Regions from separate parts of the Homo sapiens genome. Here region 1 is linked to region 2. A link is an interaction called in ENCODE POLR2A ChIA-PET data of the cell type or tissue named here. Cell type or tissue: Panc1. All regions are shown on one strand.

Region 1 (2,500 bases), 220 kb before region 2:
TTTTACCAGAAGATCTCCAATGAAAGAAACATAAAAGAGAGGTCTTCCAAAAGAAATACATTAATCCCATATGGAAGCATAGAATTTCAGGAAGAAAAGAAAAATAACAGCAAGGGTAATTTTACATTATTAGTAATTGTATAAAACAATAAAAATGTTTTGTGTACCTATTATGTACGTAGAATTAAAATACTTGGCATAGATAGCACAAAAGACAGGAAGTGGGTAAGTGGGTTTAAAATGTTCCAAGGTCCTTGGATTGATTATTGATTATAACATGATAAAAGTATCAACTTTAAATTAGATTCTAACATATTAAGGTTGAATACTGTAATCTCTAAGGTAACTACTGAAACAAGAGTCACAGGATGTATAAATAATAATTTTAAAAGGGGAGTAATAAAAAAGTGATTAATTTTAAAAAGAAAAGATAGTTAAAGGAAAACAAAAAGAAGTGGGACAAACAAAACACAAATAGTACAAAGGTCTATCTAAAACTAATATTGTTAGTAATTTTATCAGATATAAACACATTAAATTCTTCAATAGAAAGGCATAGCCAAACAAAAGCCAAATATATTCTTCAGGATAGAGACAAGTTGAAAATAAAAGGGTTTAAAAACATATCACGCAAATATGAATCAAAAGAAAGCTATGGAAGTTATACTAAATCAGAACAAGTAGAAATTAAGGCAAAAAGCATTTAAAAACGTTGTTACATAATGGTATCAGTCAATCCACTAGAAAGATATAATAATTATAAATGTACATGTGCCACATTATATGGCTTCAAAATAAAAAAGAGCAAAACTCCAGCCAAGATGTTTCTACTGAGCTTCTAACTCTCTTATCTGACTACCTACTGATCACTAGCTGGATATCCTAAAGGCATCAAATTCTCCAGACAAAACCCAACATTTTTATTATTTTATTCTGCAAAGCACTGTCCTCTCCTAGTAATTTTCTATTTGAATAGTGGTGTCACAAGACATTGTCCAGAAACCTTAGGAGCATTATTATTTCTTCTTCCCAAGCTGCTTCTCTCAAATGGAACACTGTGTTATTGATTCTATATCTTGAGGATTTCTCCTTTCAGTCTCTTTCTTTATTTTCATGGTACCACTGCTCTTATCATCCCATGCCTAAACTATTGCAATACTTTTCTAACTTTTTCCCTGGAATGCTGCTTCAAAACATCATCCCCACAGGTGCTGGGATGTGCTTTCTAAAATAAATCTGACCAGATGATAGCACGCTCCAGCTCAAAACAATGACTGGCTCCTCTTTGCACATGATACAGAGCCCTCCATGCCTGGCCTTTGCATATCTCTCCTCTCTCAGCACCTATTGTTCTCTGCCTTATGCCCCAAAGCATTACCAATGTTCAGGTTAGCTGGCATCCATTGAAATGGGATGCACCTGTAACTTTGTGCATGTGTTTTATTTCTCCATAGATTGTCCATTTTCCCAATGAATGCCTTTTTTTTTTTTTTGAGATAGAGTTTCACTCTGTCACCCAGGCTGGAGTGCAGTGCTGTGATCTCCACTCACTGCAACCTCTGCCTCCCAGGTTCAAGGGATTCTCCTGCTTCAGCTGCCCGAGTAGCTGGGACTACAGGTGTGTGCCACCAAGCCTAGCTAATTTTTGTATTCTTTGGTAGAGATGGGGTTTCACCATGTTGGCCAGGCTGGTCTCAAACTCCTGACCTCAGGTGATCAGCCCGCCTCAGCCTCCCAAGCGCTGGGATTACAGGCGTGAGCCAGCATGCCTGGCCAATGAATGCCTTCTTATCCTTCCAAAATAATACTATTTATAGCTAAAAATTCTCGCATGTGAAATGAGTGACAAGTATTTTCTAATTTAATCACTGAACCCTATAAGGTCATTATTATTAGTGTACTGTTTTTACAGATAAAAAAAAAAATCAAGACTCAGAGTGGATAAGTAAATTGTCCAAGATCGACCTCAATGAGATGTACAAACTGAGTTTGAATCTGGGATGTGATGCTCCACGTTTACCCTCTTACCCACTGCACCATAATTCAGGACTCACATTCTCTGAGGTGCATCCTCTAACAGTCCTGTGTCCTTTCTTCCACGGAACATCCAAGTACCATAGATCCCTTCTTTCTTGCTTCCAGTGCCCTTTTGCATACATTTCTGTTAAAAAGAATCCCTGGGGGCTGGGCGCAGTGGCTCACACCTGTAATCCCAGCACTTTGGGAGCCTGAGGAGGGTGGATCATGAGGTCAGGAGTTCGAGACCAGCCTGACCAACATGGTGAAAGCCCGTCTCCACTAAAAATACAAAACTTAGCCAGGCGTGGTTGCATGCGCGGGTAATCCCAGCTACTCAAGGGGCTGAGGCAGGAGAATTGCTTGAACCTGGGAGAAGGAGGTTGCAGTGAGCGGAGATCACGCCATTGCACTCCAGCCTGGCAACAGAGTGAGACTCCGTCTCTCTCTCTCTCTCTCACACACACACACACACACACACACA
Region 2 (2,500 bases):
TCCGTCTCAAAATAAATAAATACATACATACATACATACATACATACATACTGCTGTAGTGCTATGGTCAATGCACTTCAACTAAGTCTAGCTAGATCTTATGCTAAAGTTCTGTTTCCTCTGTCTAAATGTAGAAAGAAGAGGACAGGAGGTCACATAGGTTTTTCCTGGATGAATAAATGGATTTAACTTGCACAAACAAACAAAATTGTAAATTCTTCTCTAGTTTATGTAAAATGATTATGCCCAAAAAAACAATGTTTTATCTTGCTCAACACTTTAATTTGTGGCTTGACCAATAATTTAGCATAAGAAATACCAGGCCCAGCAAACAAAAACAGCCTGTCTCTGTTTCAAATATTCCCTGTATTACAATCATTACCCACACTTAAATCAAAATTAAAGATTTCTGGAGGAGAGCAAGCAGAATAAAGGAAGGAAAAACCCTAACCTCCAAAACAAGGGTCATTCAACACTTAAACTTTATTACCACTTGACTAGCTGGGTCATCTGGGCAAATCCCTTCACTTCCCTGGGTTGAGTTCTTTCCTGTATTAATTATTCTAGATAATAAATCTGTATCTTATTAGTACATCCTATCAGCCTTATTTGCCTGCACCTTAGTCATTAGAGCTTAGTTATTATTGTATTTCTAACAAGCTCTCAGGTATTCTGGCTGCTGGTGGCCCAACAATCTTTTGAAGACCACCACTCTGCAGAATATAAAAATGTTGATGAATGTCATCTAAGGGCGATTGAGTAGTGAAAGTTACCTCAATGTAATTCTGAGAACTGTCACTCTGGCATTGCAGCTCCACGTGGGTGAAGTTGATTTGTATTTGTTCTCCCTGGGGCTGCTTCATCATATAGACGCATTGCCTGGTGTGAGTGAAAGGCCCAGACAACTCAGGCAAGAAGAGTTCACCCTCTGGGTCCGTGTAGTTCCCACCACAACGCAGATCCGCTAAGAACAGGGAAGAGACGAACAGGTCATGGCAATGGCATTGCTCTGGCTTGCAGGCATTGGATCCAATTTCTAAAAATTTACCCACACACACACACACACAAGCACATATCCATTTTATTCACCCTCTATAGGCTTGTGCCTCTAATTTTAAGATTTTCAGTTTGATGTGTTGTGGGACATCTCTGTAGTGGCTTAAAGAAATAGATGCAGAGATGTGTGATCTAGCTTCCAATCTGCCATTCTCTTCTATAAGTTGCTTTTTAAATACATTAATGCTCTGCTTCATTTCAATAAGATTTGAGATGGTTATTAAAAACATGTAACAAAATAAACTACATAACTGTATACATGAAGCAGATTAAAGAAAAAATGAATACAGAATAGCAAGATGTAGCCAGGGGGAGTTGATTTGCACGGAAAACAATTGAAAGGGGAACAGGAGGTTGGCACCAGATTCCGTGGAAAGAAAAGGAAATGAAGAAAGGGGACAAGTAAAGATGTTCTTTGTTACTCTTCCTGATATTGAAACTTAAAAGGTACTTTTTCTGAGAACATTTATTAAGGGCACAATAATAGATGTCATAAACAAAATCCTCCACTTCCCTAAAAAAATCCAAATCATAGAGTATTTCCTGTGTTTTGTTGTTTGTTTGTTTTAAGGTATCAAAGCAACTGAGGTCCTAACAGCTAATAGTATTTGGCTGGAAGTGAAGCTCTAGAGTCTGGGACACTGTGATGCTGGAAGCCAGCCCCAGCCCCTGTGCAGCTGGACTTGACCCGAGGATAAAATCCAGAGAGACTGCACTGCTCGCATGCACAAACCTCTCTCACAACTAAACATCAAACACCACGAGGGACCTGGTGCCCTGAATTATTTAAGTTTGGGTGCCTCATACATCTTTATCATGATGTGGATCCCATAATTTAGGGATCAAAGGGTATTGCAGTATTAATAATAGAGCATTGGGAAGATAAAGAAAAAATATGAAGCTATGAGAGAAATATTTATAAAGAAATGTTCTTGGTCTAAGACAGTCAGTCATCCTCTGAATCACATTAAAATATAAAACAGATGTAAGCATAGCATTGGCCTTCAAATCCCTCTTAAGCCCCCAACTGGTAGGTTACTTACAAGGTGATGTTAAGTAGGTGATATGGAAGCCTTGGTCACTAATCTGGGAGTCTGAATGGAAGTGAATTCTGGCAAAGGGGCCAGTAGTCTGGAGCGGTGGGACAGAGAAAGTGGTGCAGAACTTCCCAAGAAGGGGGTCCTGATACAAAGGACCATCTCGAATCTAAAACAAAAGGATGAATCATTAAGCTCAAAGTGGTCAGATTTTTAACAAACTAGGTCACTTTGGATATTAACTTCATAAAATCTATCATTTAAAAGTGATCGCTCAAGGAAGTTTCCCCATCACATCCAAATGTAACTCATGGCTGAGGTTCAGCAAAGTGTGTCTCCTTCTCCCATCACCCCAATGCCTTCTCTCTGTCTGAATTTTTTTTTTTTTTTTTTTGAGATGGAGTCTT

Evidence for each region. Peaks named below come from ENCODE experiments on the same cell type or tissue, not always from the same donor. Only the 100,000 strongest peaks of a DNase experiment are listed, where the experiment ranks them.
Region 1: POLR2A ChIA-PET joins it to region 2 with 5 read pairs; 2 of 35 experiments call an interaction of 5 or more read pairs at or near these places.

What each region holds. Positions count from the first base shown.
Region 1 is chr10:16,859,687-16,862,186 of GRCh38, forward strand. All of the region lies in intron 59 of CUBN (cubilin), which reads right to left. Among named protein-coding and RNA genes, the nearest start is that of RSU1, 44 kb to the left of the region's middle. In Panc1, no CTCF peak of the experiment used is centred here; no DNase peak of the experiment used is centred here.
Region 2 is chr10:17,083,498-17,085,997 of GRCh38, forward strand. It overlaps CUBN (cubilin), which reads right to left. Exons shown (of 67, transcript NM_001081.4): 16 at 2,100-2,262; 17 at 774-964. Among named protein-coding and RNA genes, the nearest start is that of CUBN, 45 kb to the right of the region's middle. In Panc1, no CTCF peak of the experiment used is centred here; no DNase peak of the experiment used is centred here; H3K27ac peaks cover 2,064 bases.